2 separate regions of the Homo sapiens genome follow, and region 1 is linked to region 2. Evidence: chromatin loops called from intact Hi-C (ENCODE). Cell type or tissue: heart left ventricle. All regions are shown on one strand. Each heading gives the region's core, and the rest is flanking DNA. Links, peaks and the distances in the headings are about the cores only.

Evidence for each region. A loop is a pair of places that touch in the nucleus more often than their neighbours do. Peaks named below come from ENCODE experiments on the same cell type or tissue, not always from the same donor. Only the 100,000 strongest peaks of a DNase experiment are listed, where the experiment ranks them.
Region 1: a loop joins it to region 2, with 2.6 times the contacts of the local background. A loop is called at or near these places in 3 of 110 quality-filtered maps.

What each region holds. Positions count from the first base shown.
Region 1 is chr5:156,752,732-156,768,518 of GRCh38, forward strand. SGCD (sarcoglycan delta) reads left to right here. Exons shown (of 9, transcript NM_000337.6): 8 at 4,850-4,973; 9 at 6,486-15,057. The coding sequence ends at 6,659. Among named protein-coding and RNA genes, the nearest start is that of PPP1R2B, 90 kb to the right of the region's middle. In heart left ventricle, for the core only: no CTCF peak of the experiment used is centred there; no DNase peak of the experiment used is centred there; H3K27ac peaks cover 2,089 bases.
Region 2 is chr5:156,683,138-156,691,137 of GRCh38, forward strand. The region is part of intron 7 of SGCD (sarcoglycan delta); the gene reads left to right. Among named protein-coding and RNA genes, the nearest start is that of PPP1R2B, 160 kb to the right of the region's middle. In heart left ventricle, for the core only: no CTCF peak of the experiment used is centred there; no DNase peak of the experiment used is centred there; H3K27ac peaks cover 5,136 bases.

The DNA.
Region 1 (15,787 bases), core at 1-8,000, 70 kb after region 2:
TATTTTGTGTCTATTCATAAAATTTAATAATTCAGATCAAAATTCAAAACATTTTAAATTAGAAAACACTAAAATCAGAAGCCCTGGCAACCACTGGCCAGGTTAGATAGAAGAGCAGCTGTCCCCGTAGACAGCATCTCCATCGCCTCATTCACATTTAGGCCAGTGCCACATACCATGTTACTGTTCTGGGAATGTCATTTTACTTACAGCTTTCTCATGGGTTACTCACTGTCATCACCTATTTAGTCTTGGTGGGGGCACCTGAGTTTATGACCCTTGGACTAGAGCCGTGCTTCTCAAAGTGTGGCCCGCCGAAACAAGCAGCATCAGCATCACCTGGGAACTTGTTACAAATGTGGATGTGTGGGCACCCCTCTAGACTTACTGAATCAGTAACTCTAGGGGTGGACCCAGCACTGTTTTCACAAGCCCACCAGGTGATTCTGATGCTCACATTTGAGAACCATTCTTCTTGAAGATATGGCACAGCCTGGCCCGGCCCAGCTCCGGCCCCCACCCTTCCTGGCCACTCCTCCTTTCTGCATCTCTTCAGTGAGGCTCTTCTTTCTCCTCTGAGAGGGTTGCAGTTTCTCCTAATGGAAGTAGTGTTCATTTCCAAGAGTCAGCAGGACCCTTAACTGCCACTCCCATCAGGAGGAAACCTTCCATTTTTCCTTACTACATGCCATCTAAACAATTGTGTTGTGGTCATTAATTTATGGGCAGAGGTTGACGGACATCACTTCAGGAGTGATGCTCTCTGCAGTTTCCACAGGGTTTTGGTAGGAGTGTACTAGTCCATTTTATTACTGCTATAAAGAACTGCCCGAGGCTGGGTAATTTATAAAGGAAAGATGTTTAATTGATTCACAGTTCCCCATGGCTGGGGAGGCCTCAGGAAACTTACAATCATGGTGGAAGGTTAAGGGGAAGCAAGGAACCTTCTTCACAAGGTGGCAGGAAGGAGAAGTGCCAAGCGAAGGGGGAAAGCCTCTTATAAAACCATCAGATCTCATGAGAACTCACCATCATGAGAACAGCATGGGGGTAACCACCCCCATGATTCAATTACCTCCCACCAAGTCCCTCCCATGACACGTGGGGATTATGGGAACTACAATTCAAGATGAGATTTGGGTGGGACACAGCCAAACCATATCAAGGAGCTTTATCTCAGTGGAAAGACTAGCGTGTGAACAACTTCTGTTAAGTCTGCTTGAACATCAAAGGACATTAAGCTGGGCTGTAAAACAGAAAGCCAGTTACCTTTTTTGTCACTGCTTCCAGGAAATCATCATCTCTATTTTGTTGCAGCCTTTCACAATAGGACACTTTCAGAGTAGTGCCCTTTCTCACCACCCTGGTTCTTTCATGGCTGAGATGTGGGGAAAGGCAGGAGTCATTTCTGAGTCTACCTCTCCGGCCTGGGTCCCTCCTGCTAATCTCAGAGGCCTAGGCAGTGGGCAAGAATAAAGCGAATTCTAATGCCTGTCTGAAATGCCAGTCCTGCATCTGATAAAGCTCTGTAAGCTCCATACTTTTTTTCTATTTCAAGCTTTCTTTTTCACCAAACTATTCTGTTTATATTGAATCATTCACTTTGAACTCTATGTACCAAGTTTGAACACATTCCAAATATCCTAAATTTGATATTGCTGAAGTAGACCGTTTAAATAAGTTATAAGAAATACTGTATAACCATGAAGTATGCATCACCCAGCCATATATACTACTATTACCTCACTATTGTTTACATAGATTGGTTTTAGAAATTTAAGCATTAACTTCTTGAAGAAAGGATTACAGAAAATAGGGGTAAAGATACAATAGATGGAAAGAAATACAGTTATTCTGGAACTAATATGGTATAAACAAATATTAGCTTTGGAGTCCACTAAATTGAATTCAAATCTTGGCTCTGCCATTTTACTAGGAGTATAACCATGAGCAAGTCACTGTACCATAGATTCCTTGTTTGTATAATCAGGACTATAGAAACACCAGATTGATAGGTTTTGGTGAGGATTAAATGAGATAACACATTAGCAGTGTCACCACCTAGTAACAAACCCCCCAATAACACATAGCTGATGTTTAAGGCAAGAAATAAGACCAGCAAAACAGATCAGAACAAATTCTAAATGGAGTTCAGATCTCTTCTAAGGAAATTGTAGAACATATTCTACAAGTTTTGATAAGTAACATATTCAAAACTTATTTCGGGAAGATATATTTTTGTGTGAAGTTCATTGGGAAAAAGGAAAAACTAGAGACAAAACTTGAGACACAGTTACAATAGTCCGGGTTACAGGCAACCCTTTCATAACCCCCTCCTGGTGATTCTCATGCTCACATTTGAGAATGCTTCTAAGAAATTTTAGGAAGAAAAGAGGAGGGAAAGGAAGAAAGATTTGTCCATGGTCATTTAGTGGCCACTCCATGGCTTGATTCTGAAAACGGAGAAGTTCTGAGTTAAAAGACGTGTTAACTGAGGGAAGAAGGAAGAAAGAGAAAAGATGACAGGAGGACTCTCACCTTGGCAAGGGGGATGATGGCAGTGACACTGGTAAGAGGTGAGCAGGAAGTATAGTAAAAGCACAAACTCATCCTACAAGGAGAAAGGTATCGACATTAGTGGAAACAGAAGCAGTTAGAAAACTTAGGATAAACTGTGTGCATCAATCAGACTGTATAGGAGAGAAAACACAGAGAATGGCAAAAAAAACCATCTTCATATCTCAAAAGTGAGAGGGAGTCAAGAGCACAGGGGCAGCTCCAGTTAGTTGGATTAAGGTTCTAGACCAGGCCGTACTGCACAGACATCACTTTCTGTTGTCCTGCTACTGAGTCCCTCTCCCTGTTGCACTGACATTATCAAACCAAATGCAAATGAGATGAACCACAATAATGGGCAGAACTGCACCTGGTTCAGCACAACCTGGTGAAGGTCTTAAGAGGAGGGGAGGTGGGGAGTGGAGGATTTTTGCCACACCCAAAGGGGTGAGACCACAGAAGAAAAAATTATTTACATAGAAACTCAGGCCAATCCTTTCGTAAGTACTCCAGGACTATTGCTTCTCTTGATGATTTTAGTTGAGTCATTGTAGGGGGGGACAATTCAAGGGAGAAGGCTGCTGCCTGGAAGCAATCCTCAGGAACCTAGACCTGAAAAATGTGGATGAGCTCTCTCTTGGCATTTGTGCAATGTGGCTGGGGGTTGCTCCGTAGTGGATCTTACTGGTCAGCTTGCTCTGTTTGCCACTTACTGAGGCCCAAGAGGCTTTACCCTACTCAGAGGCAGTGGCAAAAACAGAACAAAGAATCAATAGTGGGCAAGGAGAATGAGGTTCCTTTTTAACATGTTTAAGGTGTCTGAAAGTTAGAAGCACTGAAATTAAATTCAGGAAATTGGTCTGGATCAGAGTGTTTTGAGAACCATTGCTGAGGTCTCCGTTCCTACGTTAGGATACTTTCTTTGTAACAGAGAGGAGGATCTTCATACATTCCTATCTGGTAATAGTATTAAAATCAATTGGGTATGATGGTTCACGCTTGTAATCCCAGCACTTTGAAAGGCCAAAGAGAGAAGATCACTTGAGCCCAGGAATTTGAGACCAGCCTGGGCAAACATAGCAAGACGCTATCTCTACAAAAAATTTAAAAATTAGCTGCCCGTGGTGGCACATACCCAGCTACTCAGGAGGCTGAGGCCAGAGGATCACTTAAGCACAGGAATTTGAAATGGCAGTGAGCTATAATTGTGCCACTGCACTCCAGCCTGAGCAACAGGGTGAGACCCTGTTTCTAAGAAAAAGAAAAATAAAATTAGAATATTTAGGGGATGGTTGAGTTTCAGTTAATGTTTTTCTCATTATATGAATTAGGCAAAAAGCTTCCTCCTAAGGAGTATTATCCTGTTTTGCCATCATAATTAGCATAGAATGTGGCTGATTCTCTTGATTTATTTTTTATCTTACATACCATAAAATTCACTCATCTGCAAGTTTTCACAAATACATAGAGACCTGTAACCACCACTGCAATCAAGTTCCGTCACACAAAACATGTTTTCCTTATGCTGTCCCTTTGCAGTCAGACCACCTCCCCTCCCAGCCCCTGGCAACCACTGACCCTCTCTGCAGTGCAGAAATGACAGCTGCATTGAAGGTTAAGGCCTGAGGCTTTCTTATGATTGGTTGGTATTGTAACAATAGTAACAGCAGTAATAGTAATATATAATACATATTTGCATTTCTATTGTGTCAGGCACTATTTGAAGCACTTTATAGATGAGGAAACTGAGGCTTTAAGAGATTTTAGAAAGGAAAGAGGAGGTAAAGAAAGACTTACCCATGGTCATTTAGTGGCCACCCCATGGCTTCACTCCAAGCATGTCAGACTCCTAGACCCATTTTTTTAACCTCTATCTGATTCTGCCTCCATGGAAGATACAGAAGCAGGACAAAGTAGAAAGGATACCTACCAATTCCAGGAAGCTCGGTTTAGATCCGGGATTGACTTACTTTTACAAAAAAAAAAAAAAAAAAAAAAAAAAAGCTTATATGAGTTTGATTAATTATACCAATAAAACAACACTTGGATATAAGATCAAGTGAAACCAGGATCCTAGAACACTTTCCTTACAGCCTTTGTAAAATGCAATGAAGATAAAGCCTAGACTTATTATGCTCCCTGTCATAAACTTGACCAGGTTGTAAAGCAAAACTTTAAAAAATTCTCTGATCAAATACTGGAATGCTTTGTTAATGTCCTTGAGCATGAACTTCCTTTTGTATTTATTAAAAAGAAAAAGGGATCTTTATTGACGATCTTGGGTGTTTTTCAGGTTGGAGTCCCCAACCCGGTCTCTAGTGATGGAGGCCCCAAAAGGAGTGGAAATCAATGCAGAAGCTGGCAATATGGAAGCCACCTGCAGGACAGAGCTGAGACTGGAATCCAAAGATGGAGAGGTGAGGGATGAGAAGGACAGAAGTTCAAAGAGCTACAGCTTCAACAGGCCAACCCTTCCCATAACTGGTTGACCTCGGAGTTGGATCCTACAGTGTATCAACAAAAGGAGCCAAGCAGGTTTTATTTCTGAAACAATTAATTGAGCAGCATGATTATAAGCCAAACCCACAATCCATCAAAGTGATGATTTCTTATTTGTAAAATGCAGAGATAATGGCATGTATTCCAAGTACAGAATTATATGACCATGAAAATGAATGCTATTTTCAAATTCTCTCTTGTCACCTTAAAATAAGATTTTGTTAGCCAACATAATTAAGCTGTATATATTATACACATCTGGCTCAAGATGAACTTAATTTACTTGTCATTACTTTGTGTCACATGTTTCTGTTTTCACTGAAAATGGGGAGGCAGATTGAACAGCTGTCCCAACCAGAACAAGCCAAAACTTTATAGGGTAAGACTAGGCAGCAAGGGAATGAAACACTGCAGATATTCATTCTCTTATGCCAACACAGTCCCAGCTGGGTGAACAGAAATGCTGCTTGTGTTTTTGCTAGCAAGACAAGCCAATTACTACCCACACCCAAAATGTGATTTGTCTGTAAACTTTTAAAAATGCCTTCAAAGTGCTCATAAGTGAACTTTGCTATTTAATCATAGAGTTAAAAAATCTGTGTGTTTTTTTTTTTTTAAGAAAAATGCTATTCCACCTGACTATTCAATGAGAGAGGTTATCAGTCTCTACCTGCTTCTATACATCCACTCGATGGATATAAAAGTCCCCCTTTTGATTGGTATGGCATTTCCTATTTTGTTTTAGAAGAGATAGTCAGAACATTCAGTTATCACAACTGCCTCTTCAAGCAGCTACAAACTGCAAACCACACACATATAAAAATAGTGGCTACCTCACATATGCAGTTTATAGCTATCAGAATTTGAACTCTGGAGGAATCAGTTATAATCGTAAATCTAATGGCAGCTTCCACAACTGCTTATTTTTATAGGCATATTTTTATAGGCATGTTTTTCTCAAAGTATATTCTATAGACCATCAGCCCCATAAATTGTTAGAAAAAAAAAAAGCAGAAAGGCTCACTAGCATTTAAAAGTTGGAAAATGTTACATACTCTATTCTCTTCTTGAACACTCACCTTGCACACAGTCATAGTAGGATCTGGGAAGTCCCATAGTAAAGAAAATTGTTAAATGTCACATTTTCACATTTATTTGACTCTAGGACTCTATTTACATTCTGTATGACATTTTTTTGCAAAATGCTAACATAGATCAATGCAGCATTATCTTGCTAGAATCTAAGCTTCTGTGAAGGTAGAGACTTTCCATCTTGTTGGTATCCAAATCCCCAGTACCAAAAATAATCAACACATAGTAGGTGCTCATTAGATTTCAGTTGAATTGAACATTCACTTGCTGTTTCTGAATGTCAAGAGAAGAGACGACAGCCTCTGACCAATGCTTTCCTTCCTATTCTCTGTCTTTAGATTAAGTTAGATGCTGCGAAAATCAGGCTACCTAGACTGCCTCATGGATCCTACACGCCTACAGGAACGAGGCAGAAGGTCTTCGAGATCTGCGTCTGCGCCAATGGGAGATTATTCCTGTCTCAGGCAGGAGCTGGGTCCACTTGTCAGATAAACACAAGTGTCTGCCTCTGAAAGACTATCCATAGTGGACATTGTTGGCAGCATAAAGGCCTTTTTTGGCTTTAGACACTGGCTGCCAGCTATTTTTACTAGAACACAGAAAGCCTATCAAAGACCTTGTGTGTATGTGTACGTGTGTGTGCGTGCTTGAGTGTGTTCGCGTGTGTGGGTGGATATAAATATATATAAATATATATAAATAAATATATATATCCTCTGTATAAAATGAGGTTTCAGTACAAAAGGAACCATGGGTGACCCTGCGATATCCACTGTCATTTTCCATCCCATCCCCACCACCTGAGTGACAGAAATCTAAACACACATCCGTCCCAACATTCCCCAGACCATTCAGAATCACACAGCGTATTAAACACTGACAGAATCTTCATCTAGATATTCGAGTAGCAGCATATCTTCTCTTTTAGTGTCATTACGAGGGAGTGATGGCGGGAATCTCAGTCGCACTCAAGCTCTGAGACCTTTGTATCAAAAATAGGCATTTGATTTCCTGTTTTAGCTTTAGTAAGGCTGGCTAACTTCCCCCTCTTCAAGCTAGGAACTGGCAATGCTGTAGAAGTCAGCCGTAGGAATTCAAAATGGCTGGCCTACCTTGGCTACCAGACATATTGGGGTTTTTGTAGTTGAATGAATGAGGAGGATGAATTTCAGCAAATTTTGAACTGCTCACCCAACTTCTGCTATCTTGCTCCCTCCAAACTCACAGATTCTCCTACAGTCAAATTAGGAGCTGTAAATCAGCACAAAATAAGATAACAGCTGTTCCTCAGTGAGCTGGAAGCTACTTAATGGCCTGATGGGCAATGAACAAACGGGTGATATGTCTCTGTTTAAGGGAAAAATGGCTTAAAAGCTGTTCTGTTCTCACTTCTGACTTTAACCAAAAGATTTCAACCCACAATGATCAGGTCAATCAAAATCCCTAAGAGCAGAACTCCTACCCCAAAAGAAGCCTGGAAGTCTAATTAAGAGTAGCATAAGGAACCTAATTATGTTTACCATGTTTCTTGGGATTGGTGGGAAATGTCAAAACATGCCCTTTATTTTTAAAGGCATTCACAAACTCTCTGACTTTGTTCTTCTTATATATTTTTTCAGTGCCGGGATATTCATATTCCTAAAGCCACTATTGTGTTTTCTCTAAGAAGCACTACATGCCACCAGAATTGTGCACTGAAAGATAATACAAACTGAGTGTCTTTATGAGAATCACTGTGTCCCCTGAGGCCCAGCAGTACCTGCTTCCCTGTATGTGGAAGCAGCACCTCATTCCCGCCATCAGCTACCTCTCATCACCCCACCTTCATCATCATGCTCCAGGGTCACCCTGGCCAGCTCTTGTGCTGGGACAGGGGATTACACCATCTCTGTTCAAAGAGGGGGAAATGTGCCTATGCCTTAAGTCAATGCACTCAGCAAGGAGAAGCACATCTTATTTATCTTGTTACCTATAGTTTACTTTGGGTGATTGGAGGGGAATGACTTAGTTATGACTGGACATCTTAAAAGCTGATAGACAAGCCAAATGGCTGGCAGATGATGTGGATTTCAAAGAGCCCAGAATGAACTCATCACTGGCTTAGACAGTCCTGGATGCCATTTGGAAAGTAGTGGCCCTGCAAGCCTAAATGAAGTAGTATTTGTAGGCCTGGGTGGCATTTGGATTTTTCTTTTCCCTCAACAAGGTTTTACTTTTTCTTACTTTACAAGCAAGGGAAGTTTTGTGATAGGAGAGAAATAAAAGATTTGATATTTTTTGAGATGACACTCAAGCATCAGGCTGAGATTTGCACACATGGGATGTAAAAGCAAGCTGTGTGTTGCTTAGTCACTTACTTAGAAGTAGATGGTGGGGGACAGCGGCGTGGGTCCTAGCCTGGCCAGTGATGCTGCTGGCGTCCAGACCCCAGACTCACTCCAAGCACTCTTGTTCAATATCTCATGCAGAAGAGTTGGGCTGGTCACTCTTAGGGGTGAGACCCCGTGATTGGTTGGTTTGTAGCACTAAGGTCTAAAAAGGAAAACCATAAAAGACATCAGATTACGCTGGATCAGTATAATTAATATTCCATAGGGCCATGTTGCCAGAATCTGTATGTATCAATACAGGGTTTTTCCAAGCCAGGAAACGCCCTCCTTGGCTACTAGGAGCACCTATCCCATATCATTCAGATAAACAATGATAGCTACAAAGTCATTTGTGGCTAGATAGGTTAAGACAGGTGATTTTTTAAAGTAGACTGTCTTTGCATTTTGCCATCTGAAGTTCATTAATCTTTAGATGACAAAAAAGCAAAAAGTTCCCAGAACGTTTTTGCTTAGATTTTGTTCTAATCACCACGTGAAGGAATGAGATTAGCACCACAAGTTTCATGCCAATAAAAGAGACTGGTGTGATCCCACATGCAAAATTTAATCCTAAGGGTAGTGAGATCACAAACAGAATAAAAATAAGAGCAATCAACCATATAAATCAAGTACCTATTGGGAACAGACATAACATTCAATTTTTCATTTATGCTAAGTGACCACAGTATACAAAGTAATAAGCAGGAAATTTGATATGGGTTAAATTATGCATTTTGTTCAGATTTTGGAAATTGGTATGCATTATAAGTTTCTCAATGTACATCTTTTTATCCCAACACCCTCAAACTAGAATATTTGTCAGTGGTCAAGAGAAAAAATTTTACCTGAATTCTTGGGGGCCGGCGGGGAGCTTTTACATTAAAAATCTACTAACGCCTACTTTTTAAAAAATGAGATTCTTTCTAATCTTTATATATGACATTTTCTAGACAATCGCACCTTTGGGTATATTAAACAGCTGGTATCATAACAAAGAATCCAAATGAACCTTCAATATACTAGAAGTTCTAGTAGGTTAATATTGTTCAGAAGATTTTTACAAATTAAAAACTGATTTCCAAATATGTTCAACATTTACTTCTATTTGATATCTGCTCAAGAAGTCATAGAAGTCTTGGGAAACTATTCGAGTATCACAGAGGTTTTCAAAAGCCCTTATGGTGACATCTACCTAGGTAAAAGCCTGACATGTGGCTTTATAATTGTTATGTTACCCAAGGGATAAACTTGAACTGGCTTTGAACATCCTTTAGGTCATTTTCTCTTTGGATAATTTTCATCGCATATCCAGCAACTATAGACCAAAGTTTGCTTAAGGTTTGACCCTAGAGCAGAGGTGGGCAAACTATGACCTGGAAACCAAATCTGACTTACCACCTTTTCCTGTAGTTAAAGTTTTATTGTCACATAGCCACATACATTCATTTACATGTTTTCTGATTTTACACTACAGCAGCAGGATGGAGTAGTTGTGTCAGAGACTATGTATCCCACAAAGCATAGATTACTTACTATTTAGTCCTTTACAGGCAAAGTTTCCTCACCCCTGACCTAGAGGTTTTTGTGGTATGCATTGGATATAGCAGGAAAGAAAGCACATTTCCAAACAGCAGGGAGTAAGCTTACATTTCTGTGTAGGTTTGGGAATATAGTTACTTGGCAAAGTCTTTCAGGAAGGAAGCCCTTCCTTATGTTACATGTGGAAAGCCTGCCTTCCAAGACATGTGGAAGTAATTGATCCACCTGCCAGAGAAACACAGGCTCAGAGGATGCCTGGGAACAGGGAGGATGGGATTAGTGGAAGCTTAATGGAAAAGGAAAGTTATGATCCTCCAAGACCCTTAATTGATAGACCATACCAGGTTCTGCAGGTCAGCATCATTGTGTAATGAGAGTGAAGTAGGGGACCCTGTGGTTCAACCTTAGAATCTGTTTCCTGTAGGCTCTTTCTGCTGTCTATATTCATTAAAGTTTTCCACTTCACCCTCCCATAGTCTAGAGGGATGCCCATTCCATGGTCCTCCAGAGAATAGTTTTGACTTAACATGTCTGTTTAGCCCACATCACGTCAGTTATCAACACCGCCACTGTGCTTACTGTTCCTACAGCCACACCAGGCTTGAAGAGTTAGTGAGACCAACAAATAATTGGAAGTATTGGAAAAAGCAAAATACATGGGGACAAAAAAAATACAGTGAAATTCTTTTTATCAAACTGATGCTGTGAGAAACCAGATGAATGCCAGTTTGGCTTTATTTCTAAGAATCTGGGTCTTCATTCTCTGGTGTAGAAGGAATGCAAAAAACTATAACAACAACAACAAAAACATATTTTGAAAAGACATATTCTGACATCTCTGCTTGTGTGTGGTAAGGCAGGTTCCTATCAGACATTTATCCCTTTGGTCAAGATCCCTTTTGCTCATCCAGGGTTTCATACTCAATATCGCTTAAAAAAAAAAAAGTATCAGCTAGGGATGACTCTGGAAGTATGAGTATCATGGTGGGGAGGAAGGAATTTTTTTTAAATGTAAATGACCCCCATTTACCAGACCCTAATCAAAGTCACTTAAGGGAATCCCTCAGCCTTTTATTTGGAAACAGTTGAAATAAACTGGCAGCAGCTAGATCAGAGTATCTTGCTTTATTTTATAAAGGCCAAAGGTAGTATGAAGTTTGGACCAAAAAGGTAAATAGATCCATTCCAGCACCTGATACTGATTTTTCAAGGCTCTATGAAAGGTCAAAAATTTCATTAAACAAGACCAGTTCTCCCTCTTCCCCCTGTCCCAAGAAATCTTAGGCATGAAAAGGATAAGGAAACAGCTCCTGGAATGATACATTTGCATAGTGCCCTAGTAGCAGGTTGGGAAAAAGTTATAATATAAGAAACAACCTTCGAAAACAGGCCTTTTATCTCAAAGATAAAATGTCTTTCTTGTGGTCTTTCATCACTATCTCCGTGGTGGAAGGTTCCCCTAGTTCCAACATATTTCCATTAAAATAGTCAAAGCCACGGCATTGGGATGTCAGATGCCTCTCTTTCTTTGTGGTAATCGGAATTTAAAATTATACAGTTGCCTCTGAATTTCTCATGCACAAAGCCAAACCACTGATAAGAGATAAAGCAGTCTGAAGCCTGCTGCTTCAGCCAGCACAGCACACCACACACGCTCGCACTTTCAAAAGCAATGTGATTTCTATGGTTCTTAAAAGCTTTCTTCATAAGGGAGTCCCTGAAATTTCTCAAGGCAGGTTTGAATGGCAAAGGGAAAATAATTACTTGTGGGAGGTCCTCCTTTTGAGTATTGTTAGAGCATACATGTAAAAGAAAATAACCTTTTTGGGGCAACTCATGCTCACACATGCTGTTTTCTTTGGTTCTCCCCCTACCTTCCTTTTGTAGATATTGACAGAATAGGAGGAAATGAGCATCCTTATTTGAGAAAGAGCAAGAATGTCATGAGCCCTTGATGCAATAGTAAGTGTGATGTCATCATACAGTGTTAATGATGCTATCAAATCCATCAATAAACAGTCTCAAACCTTCCAACAACAGTGCTCACTGCTGCTCCTCAACTTCAGCCCAGCAAGCAGTAATATCATCACCCATTTTGAGATATGCAGGTGGAATAGAACAAAGAAACAGCCACTGTAATCGAGAAGCATGTTTACTGTCTAAATCCACCTGTTGCAGTAGGAAGCCAGAGTGGGGTTCCAAATGCCTCATTAAGTATGTGGACAGCCTCACTAGTAAGTGAGTGAATTTGGCTTCATCACTGAACATTAGCTAAGGTCAGCTTAATAACACAAATATGAGGCCGACTTCTTTGCGAGAAGAGAAAAGAAAACATCTGCTTGATTTAAAATCCACCCCACATGCCTAGAGTTGTCTAATAGTCCCTCACTTTCCAATGGCTTCACATCCTACTTCTACATTTGGGGTTTTTTGGTGAAATCAGAGATAGCTCAGGATTTCATAAAACGAGAAACTCCAAACTGGTCTATTAGGTTCCATGGGAACACTTGTAGCCAAAGGATTGTCTGAGGGCAGGAAGACGACACTTGTCAACAAGGAAGACAGTGTTTCTTTAGTTCCCATATTCATCTAATTCATGGGGTTCTAACATTTTGGGGGGCCATAGATTCTTTTGACAATCTGAGCCAATCTATGAAACTTCTCCCCAAAAAGAACCACCCCACAAAATCTTGCAAAACGTAAGAGATTTTCCTGGATCTGAAGCTACCCGAAGACATGGGAAGAGTTGTATTCTATTATTCAATTTTAAGAATATTTATTAATATTCACTGAGCTATTGCTAGCCACTGTGCTAAACATTTTACATACATTCTCCTATTTCATCCTCAAAACAATCCTTTGAGTTGGGTTTTAATATAGTTCCAATATTCGGATGTGAAAACTGAGGCTTATAGTGGCTAAGAAACTTGCCCAAAGCCACTACCTAGAAAATGGCAGAGCTGGAATGTAGGTTTAACTCCTGACCACTATGCTATAAAGTCACCACATGTCAAACTAATTTTCAAGTTGTTGGGACATGTCCCCTACTAGGTTTTAAACTAGATCTTCCTTGGTAGATGAAGCTATAGAACTTCTATTTTCCCTGCTTTCTGTAGTCTCTCACAGTGACAGCATCTATACTAAAGTATAGATACCTAAGGGGAAAATATAGAAAGCCTGCCTGAATAATAGAATCTAGAACAACAACAAAAATATTAATTTTTTCTGTGTATGCTTAGGTCAAGCTTAAAAAAAAAAAAAAAAGACCGGAAAATACCTGGGTTGTTAGCCTCACATTTAGGAAAAAATTGTAATACTCAGTTATCTGTGTGTGTGGCTAAACAAGTCAGCATTTCTGCACACATACATCTCTTTCCTTTATACTTCCCTTCAAAAGACAAATATCTTACTTTTGATCTTTGACACTATTTGGTCAGTATTCTTCTTTACCTTTACTTGTGGCAAAACTCAAGGAAGCGATCAAATAGAGGGAAGCTCATTTCTATCATTGTCTCTGTTTCCCTATAAGAAAGAACTACCAGGGACTCACTGACTGCATTAGGCATACAATGTCAGAGCTGAGCTGACCACTCTGGTCCTGTAATGTCTTTGGCCTCACACCTTGGCAGCCATCATTAATGGGCCATACCCTTCCCCAGGTGCAGAATTCTCCTCCCCAGAGCACTCAGGCCGTTACTACCAATTTATCTGAGTTGGAAATAAGACTCATTTGCCAGTTCTTATTTTTAAAGTGGCACCCTTTAACTTTGAACCTGTGTATTTTACACTGGCATCCTAGATTCAGCAATGAGGTTTGGTGGTGTTTCAACTAGGAAGGGAGAAAATGAGTGCATCTGAAGTTCCTTACAGCTTGGTTTCTTTGGAATGCTTTCATCTTCTAAGCAAAGGGATCAGGGTTTGATCTGTAAGAGTTAAAAAGACAAAGTCATTTTGAAGAATTAACTCAGCCAGGGATCATGCAAAAAGATTAGAAACCATAATGCCCTTGTTAAAGCCCTGCTGTCAACCTGCCTTCACCCAGAGCTTAGAGGGCCACAGCAGCAAAGAGGTTGGGGTCCATCCCTCTCTGATGTGCTTTTTCCACAACACATATCTGGTCCTCTGGCAGGATTGTGGATAGAGCTCCTCACCATACCCAAAAGACTCAGCCCCAGTGCCAGTGCTTTCCTGGTTCAACAACCCACCACAAAACCTTAGTAAAAGGATGAGCCAAAAATGAAAAAGACTCGACTCTACAGTAAGTCAGTCAGGGATTTCCTTTTTAATGGTTTAAGACATCCAAATGGCAAGCCAGGAATAGATACCATTAAAGGGTCTCATAGGACTAACCTTACCAGAGCCAGAAATCTAGCTCTCTGGAAGAGATGCAAGATTCTAGAAAAGTAAAGGGAAGTGTCGGCACATCTAAATTTAGTGAACACAAAATTAATTTTTATCTAGTCTGTGACGGAGGGAATAAAGTTTTTCATGTATCAACCACCTCCCCCAGTCAGGTTTCTCCCTTTTTGAGATTATGAAGAAGCTGAGACATACTTCTTAAGGAGGTCGTGTTTTAGAAGGAAAAGGCAGAGGCTATCCATCATTATGCTGGCTAGATGCGCTTCTGAAGAAGCCGGATTCTGATGTTCTTAACCAAAATGGTGAGGTCATGGAAGTCCCATTTGCTTGGAGATTTTGAAAAAAAAAAAAAAAAAAAACCCATTCCCATAAAGTAATTGAGTTCAGCCTTTGGATTATTTTTGGTTTGGTTTTTCTCTGGTTTTGGGTGTGATGTAAGAAGAGCTTTTTAGTTTTGTTTTGAATAACATCAATCCTTGCACACTCTATGCAAAAATTTTGTAAGCATTTCAATAATGCTATGAATTACAAGGAACTATTTTAACTTTATTACACTTTCTGTATAAAAAATTTGTATTTAATATTATTTCGACCACAGTCTTGTAAAATATATTAATAAAAATAATGATTGGTAAGAAGGAAAGCACCCTTGTCCACTTCTTTAGGGAATTCCTCTCTCACAGCTAATAAATCAGTCACTCCTATTGACTCTACCTCAGGAATAAATTTTCAGATTAACATCTCTTCCATATCCCTTTGATCAGTTGGGTAAGCCATTTTGACTCTCGGGAAGAAATTCACACAGGTTGCCTTATGAAAAGAGAGCTTACTATAAGGTAAAACATGGCCTGGAATTTGGGAGTCCCCAGGATTTGGAGCATGTCAAGGGAACAGCCATCCTCAATTTCTCTTCTAATGACCTACATAGGCTTCTCTGGCCACAGTTTACTACTGCCCTCTCCACTGCTCCCTTCTCTGTCTTTCAAGAAGCAAGCCAGATTGGTTCCTAATAGGTAAAACCTTTACAACCAAGCTGCTTTAGTGCTCCTGGTTAGCCTACAAATAAGCCATCTTTGAGTCAGGTGCTTATCCCTCATGCTCCCTTAGATGGGGCCATGGGTGAGACAATCGATGAGAGAAGGCATTGTGGCAGAACCACTTGGATCCACTCACCACAATTAATTCTTCATTTTGAGCATCTCATCTCTCCTGGTCTTCCACAACGACAGGTCAGTGGACATGCTAGAATCTGCCTAGAATTTATTCCCATCCAGCACCACCCACCCCAGGATATCATCCTTCATGATCTCATCCACATATCATCTTCTCTCTGTGGCCCTCGTCATTCTTCCTTGATTCCCTCATTTGTTCTA
Region 2 (8,000 bases), core at 1-8,000:
ATAGATGTTTAGTTCCATCAAATGAACCACATTAGATTGCAGGAAACACCTGAGTGTAGGATTGTTCATGCTGTAAGATTTTATTGAGTTGATAAACTACATAAGCTTTGAAACAGACACAAGCCCATTTACTTCTGCTTTTGTTGCACATTCACTTTTAGGTGTATTTCCTTCATCTTTGTATCCATAATTAGCCAAAAGCATCATGCGGACAGGGTAACTTTTCTTTCCTCTCTATTTTATCCCCAGTATCAAACACAGTGCCGAATGCATGGAAGCTAGTAAATATTTGTTGAAGGAGAGATAAATAAGATTAAATCCAAATCAGCCGACATGGTTAATCCTAAGAGAAGGGATGAGCAATTCTGTAGACAACATTATATTTTGCTGAGTTATAGAAATTCTTCTATTTCTCTGGCCTGACACAGGTCCAAATGTCTTTATCAGACAAAAACAAAAAACCTTCCTGGTAAGTTAATTAAGAAGAATGACAAAGCCAGCAGTTACAAAGCATCTAAACCCCTATTCAATACCTTGAACTTTGCATTTGCATAGACCTGAGTGAAATCCCTGGCTTTGTCACTACACAGTCACGTGATCTTGAGCAACTCTCCTTAACTCTTGGATGCTCAGTTGTTCCATCTGAAAAGACAAATCATAATTGATTCATCTCATAAGGCCTCTATGATATTTGGTAGACAAAGTGCCAGCACACAGAGACATCTAATGGAATGACATAGCTATTCTAATTCAAGGGAAACTTTCAGGAGTTTAAGATTAATTTAGTGAGACTCCACAAAAAGTTGAGACCAAACTACAAAAATGACAGCCCAACAAATTTTAACTCATATGTTCACTAGTTGATTGTCTCGTGTACAAAACTGTAGATTCATAAGCCAGGGACGAGGTTTGTCTTGTTTATTCCCATGTGGTACTAAGTACAGGGCCCTGCACATAGTAGGTCATTAACAAACATTTGAATAATGAATGAATGAATAAGTAAATTTCCACATAAGATGTTATGAATTACCAAACTAGTTAGTGCTCTGTGGTCTACACTAGAGTTGATGTCACTGAGAGTTAGGAAACTGTAGAAAGGTGGATGGCATTCTGGGTGGTGGAGGTGGGGAAGATGATGAAGTGAGGATGCTATGACAAGAAAGAAAGTGTAACACTGCTGTAGTCAGCAGCATGAGCTCCTCCCAGGAGGTCATGGTCATGGATGCTTTTGATGAGGGTTGAATAGTCTTTCACACCTTGACCTCTGTTTTGCTCCTCTGCGCTATAGATTCCAGCTATGGTGAATTATTTCCAGAATCTCAAATGCTTTCTCTTCCTGGATGGCCTTTGAACAGTCCTCTGTTTGGAACACTTCCGTATCCCTTTTATCTATAACTGCTTCTTACTCTTTGGGTCTCAGTTTAGATATCATCTCCTTTTGTAAGGCTTCTGTGAACCCCCAAACTGATTTCAGGCTTTAATACAATCACAGCAATTATTCATCTGTATTGTATTTCCATGCTGAGTTGTTTCTTTCCCCCAGCAGGCTGGGAAAAGACCAGGACAGTCTACATTTACCAGCCTCTAATACATCACAGTCAGTATCCACTGAATGAATAACACCATTCTGAGATGTCAAGCCTCAAAGAATTAGGAATGCTTCTAAAGAAATAGGAAGGTTATGGGGGATGGTTGGGGCTTAAAACTGGATAATTTCCGGTTTTAGTTTTCTTTGAAGTAGCAGAAAACCCAGTGAGTAGAAATATCTAGTAATCAATAAAGCAGGAGTACTAGGGAGAAAAGACAGGGCTGCAGTGGATATCATCTGCAGAAGAGAAAGAAAAACAAAGGGTGAAAAAGATATACTCGCATTTAGGGAATAGAAGGAAGAAGCAGAGCTGACAAAGAAGTCAGATATAGAAGCTTAATGGGAAAGAAACGTTTCTCAAAGGGGTAGTTGTCATTCACCTTGAAAGCAGAAGATTAAAAACCCCTTAAAGGAAAGGGGCAGATGCTGAAAGGAAATGGGTGGTAGAGTGGAGTCAGCTGCTCCAGAATCCAGGGGAGATGCGTCGCAGGGTAAGAACTCAAGTGGGCTACTCGGCCAAGGGCAGCTCTTATCCAAAGAAGTCAGGCTTAGGCTTGTGTTAAGACAATGGAAAGGGAGAGATGGAAGATGGTAGAAAAAAAAGCTCATGGAGGCTGATATGAGCTAGAAAGTTGTCGGTGTTGCTCTATTTTGTCCTGGATCCTTTTAGTTTCTTATGCTTCTTTCCTGCAGGGAAATGGAGTTAGGCATATGCTGTCTAGAATGCTTTAGAAGTTTCCCAAACATTAGACGAAGCAAGCTGCAGAGTGCCATAGAGTAGAAAGGGCCATCAGCAATCCTGATGAGCATCTTTTTGCCTTAGTTTGTAGCTCCTAGGGATGTAGGGTATTTCACTATCCACAGAACCTCCAGCTTGCTTATGTGCTGCCTTGGAACCCTTCCTAAGCTTACCTCATGCATGCATGCCTTGTCAAGAAGCTTACAGTACAGTTGGGGAGATAATGGGGATATTGTCATTTACTTTAGTGTCTTGGCAGTAACCAGTATCTACAGTACCTACTTAACAAATGTTTAGTGAAGTGAAGTCAAGCTGGGCTGATGTTCTTTTATGCCATGAGGCCTGACATACACATTCTTTCTTCTAAGTGAATAAAAAACACTTTAGTGGGAGCTAAATGATGAAAACACATAGACACAAAGAAGGGAACAACAGACACTGGGGCTTTCCTGAGGGTGGAGGGTGGGAGGAGGGAGAGGGGCAGAAAAAGTAACCACTGGGTACTAGACTTATCGTGAGTTTACTTAAATAACAAACTTGCACATATACCTCTGAACCTAAAATAAAAGTTTTTAAAAAACACTTTTGAAAGAATTTTACTCTTCCATGAATTACTAAGAATAGCAGCTACTATGTATTGAACAATGTGTAAAACACTTTACATCTATTTAATCTTCAAAACAGTTCTATGAGGTAGGTTCTGTTTTTATCCCCATTTCATTGATGAGGAAACGAAGGCCTAGAGGGGTTATAGAATTTATTAATCCAAGGTCATATTGCATGTAAATGGCTCAGCTGCCATTCGAATTCAGGTTTGCATAAATCTAAAGACCCCTAGGTTAGCCTGCTCCTCACATGGTCATTTCGTCTCTGGGCCTCTCCATAAGGCATGTACCCAGAAAATGTCAGGACTATGGTAATCTGCAAAGCCACTGTTCTCCTACCTTTTTCCTCCTTTGCCCTCCAGCCCTGGTAGAAGCCAAGGTTGCTTTGTGATTAGCACAAACACTGTCTCATTTAGCAGTAGAACCCTGATGGATAGTCTCTCTAGGCAGGCTAGTATCTTGCACACCATGGGTCCCAGCTGTCTTCATCCTTGAACAGAATCCCTGCTGAACACAGAACAGCCATAGTACTTGATACAAAGCTTACTCAGATGCTGACAGGTTTGTAAGTGTCTAGGGGACAAAGCAGCAGCTGATTATTAAATTTCCTTTAGATCCATCAAATGATTTAAGCAAGGTGCTTCGAGGTAACCAATTTGAGTAACTCCTTTGAGTAACCGGGGACAGCTCTGCTTGAATCTCTGATCAGCTTTGTTTTAGAAATTCTATAGGCAAAGCCAAAGCTACAAGAGAATTTGATCTTTAAGGACTTCACAGGGCCAGTCCTTAAAACTGACCATTTCTTTTCCCGTTGTCAGCCACTGTCAGAATTTAACAACCGTGGCTGTGATTTATTAACGTGTCTGATTCCCTCTGGGGGCAGTCCCATTTTTCAAGGATATCCAATGCTCCAAGCAGCTCTTTGCACAGTGACCATCCATCAGAGGCACCTGCTTCAGTAATCAGCAGCTCCAGATATGCTCATGCCGCACCAGACAATGCTACAATCTCCTGGGAACTGGCATGCAGAGAAATAATGGATTTATAGAAATACACCACTGTGACAAAGTGGGAAGACAGATTAAGCAGAAAAGGCAGGGCAGGCTAGAGGCTGAGGAACATAGGGACAGAATTACAGGAAACCAAGCCACACAACAGTAGCTCTTAACAGGACTGTAGAATCTTAATGCATTCTTCCCACCCAGCACAAATGTGGGGGGCTCAGATTGGGATGGAGGCGGTCTAAAAATCAGCAGAATTAAAAAGACACATTCAAGTGAAACAGGCTTTCCTTGCTTCCCATCTTTTCATTCCATGTTATTTTCTTTTCCTCTCTGAAAACCACTTGGCAAGGATCATGAGACAGAACAAAAAGAAAAGGGGAGGTGAGCTATTTACTGAAGGCATAAAATTCAACTTGTGTTGGCATTATGTCACTGAACTGAATAGCTATCGGAGACTCTCTTTCCTCAACTTTGAATGGGCCCAAAATGTTACTGTTATCAAAGCCGCACATTGAAGAAGACAGCAGATAATGTACTTGGTAAAACAGGCAGCCTCCGCCAGGAAAATGTGTAACGCTTCCATTCACTGACCCTCCTTTCCCTCCGCATCAACTTGTGTCATAAATTGCTATTTGCTGACAAGCTGTGCTGATATGAACCCAATGCTGGTTGCAGCACAAGAAAAACATGCCATTTACTTAGTGCCAGGGAACAACAGCCTTGCTTCTCCCAAGCTGATCACCATGTTGCTGGCTGGTAGAGGGAGAATGGATGGTAACCATCGTTCGTTACCAGCCTAATTCCCAGGTATGCACTACCGTAGCATTAGTGACCAGAGGAAAGACATTCAGCTATTCTAGGAAGCATGAGAAATTTTTCTGACACCTACCCCAGCCCTTCCCAATGTCCCCAACAGATGTACTCACACCACTATCTCACTGCACAGCCAGGTGTACTACAGAACACTTCAGCTTTGAGTTGTCTTGATAATTGTTTTTAACTTCTAATTTCAGGGGTACATGTGCAGGTTTGTTATTAGGTAAACTCGTGTCGCGGGGGTTTGTTGTACTGATTATTTGATCACCCAGGTAATAAGCCTAATATCCTTTAGTTATTTTTCCTGATCCTCTCCCTCCTCCCAATAATTATTCTAAACCAGTTGCTATTTTTGGCATAGTGGCTGACACCTATAAATATTTGGAATTTAAATATTCGTTGAATGAAAGAGTGACCAAATGGATTTTATCTGAATGCATTTATCCACTAGGTTATTCACAGCAAGTACTGTTTATAATGATGGGCTTTCATAGATATTAGCTCATTTGATCTTCATAATAACCAAGCAGCAGCTACTCCACCTGCCCTCTTACTTAAGGGTCTTTGATAGTAAACAACAGAAACTCATTCTGATTAATTACCTAAAAGGGGATTTTTTTAAAGGATGTCAGAAACTCCCCAAATTAACAGGAGGCTGGAAAGGGTCCTAGAGACAGGAGAGAAGTAAGATGGCTTCAGAAGGCTCGCAGGTAGAAATCCTGGGAACCAGCAGAGTCTGATCACAGTGAAGAAACTCTGGTTTCTGCCTCTTTGTCATGGTAGAGTCATATCCCAGGCAGGGCTGCCAGGCTATTTCAGATTGGGTTCCTTCCCCACCCCTTGACTCGATGGCTCTGTTGGATGGTATTCAGTGAGGAGAAAATCCCCAAAGGAAATCTGCAAAGAAGGGGATAGATGCTGGACAGCCAAAAACCTACCAGGGCTATCATATCTCTTGTGCAAATAGGAACATTGAGGCTCAGAGCTTAGCTGATTTCTTCAGTGTTATGCACATGGTGCTTCAAAAACTGATTCAAACCTGGGTTTTCTCACAAATTCCGTATTCTTTCCTTTTGTATGCCACAGTCATATAATGTGTCCATTTACACCTGAAAACAAGTTACTACACACAGTGTACTATCCTAGATTGGATCCTGCATTTTAAAAAGACAAAAAGACATAGAAGACTGGTAAAATCCAAATAAAGTCTGTAGTTTAGTTAATAGTATGGGATTGTACCAGTGTTAATTTCTTAGTTTTGACAAACGTACCTTGGTTATATAAGATGGTGATATTAAAGGAGGCTGGGCAAAGGGTATAGAGGAACTCCCTGCACTATTTTTACAACTTTTCTCGAAATCCAAAATTAATCCAAGTATAAAATGTTGTTTAAAAAACAGATTGATAGCTCTCCTTGGGCTTCTTTGGGACAAAGTGACACACATTTTTGGATAGCCTTCTGATGCAAGGCACATGGAATTCCCGAAGATCTCAAAATGTCAGCCTTTATACAAAAGGAAGCCATAGTCTAGAAAGGGCAGTACCATACCAAAAAGGAATATGAGGGATAGGCATCATATCCCGAAATCTTGGATGAGGCAAAGGAGATCAAGGGGGAAAGTGGTACTTGAGTTTATCATTTAAAAAATGACGAAATTTGGATCTCCAAGGAAAGGGAAGTAGGAAGCATAATCCCTGGATCACAGAAGAATGAGAATGAAATTACCAGTGGTGTAGGCACATGAAAGACCCCACCATCCAAATTGAGAATTTGGGATTTCGTGTTTGTTGGCAATTGGTTGAGGTCATCAGGGCTGTTCTGACTTGACAGGTAGGAGGCTCTGAACAGGAAAGCAAAAGACAGAAAGGATGGTAAGAAGATTATTCAAGATTAAAGATAAGAGAGAATTCAAATCAGTTCTGTGTCTTAAGCCCTGGAAATAGTCATTATGTGTTCATCCAAATATCCAGAACTATTTGATAAAGACACGAAACACTTGCTGTTATTTATAGCAGCCTAGAGAAGCAAACTAAATGTAGAATACAGCTTATGTCTTGTAGTGTCTGTGATATCTTGGTAAATAATTCTCAAAATATTACCCCTTTTAGTGTATGAAATGGCTATTTTCAAAACATAATTTTTATGTTCAAAATATGCCGTTGCTATTTAAACACATATTTAAAAGTGACTGTCTTCCAGACACTGTCCTAAATGCTTTACAAATATTAATTCACTTAATCTTCATATTGTACACCCTTAGAAGGTAAGTACTATACTAGCCCTGTTCTACAGATGAGAGAGCAGAGGAACCAGGGAGGAAGGAAACTTGCCTAGAATTATGGAGTTAGGAAAGAATAGAGCTGAGATTCAAACCCAGGCAGCCTACTGAGCCCATGCTCTTGATCAAGGTGTATTATTATTGTTATTATTTAAAATTTGTGGTTAAAACAGATGATGTTAAAACAACAGTGGGACTCCAAGCTAATGAGTCTTGAAACTGGAAGTTTTTCTGGAAAATTTGGGGAAAAGTGAGCACTCAAGGGAATAGAAAGAGGTGGTATAAGCTAAGCTTTGGTTTGTATGCTGGTGAGTTGTTTTTGAGTAGAGATGTACAGCAAGAAGTCAGACTTACAGAAACTCTGCCCAGGAGTTACAGATAGCACAAACTCTCACATCTAAGCAGAAGCTCATCTGCTTAGATGTGAGAGTTGATGCCATAATAATAAAAGTTATTGTCAGGAAAACAATTATAAATAGAAGACATAGCCAGGTCATTAGTAAATGTCTACTTTTAAGAGGAAGAAAAGGAGTATACAATAAACAGAGTTAGAAGGCAATTTCAGAAGCACAGAAAGGAGAAAATCATTGGTTTAATGTAGCAGAGATGCCAAGGAAAATGAAATCCAAGAATAGTATATTGGATTTAGTAACATGAAAGTCAGTTGTATGGGAAAAAATAGGATGACTGTTAAAGTCAGATGGTTAAGGAGATGGCAAGGATACTGTAGTCTTTGAAAGTCAAAATGAGATCCAGAGCCGGGTGCAATGGCTTACTCCTGTAATCCCAGCACTATGGGAGTCCAAGGTGGGTGGATTGCTTGAGGTCAGGAGTTCAAGACCAACCTGGCCAACATGGTGAAACCCTGTCTCTACTAAAAATACAAAAATTAGCCAAGAGTGGTGGTGGGTGCCTGTAATTCCAGCTACTTGGGAGGCTGGGGCAGGACAATCGCTTGAACCTAGGAAG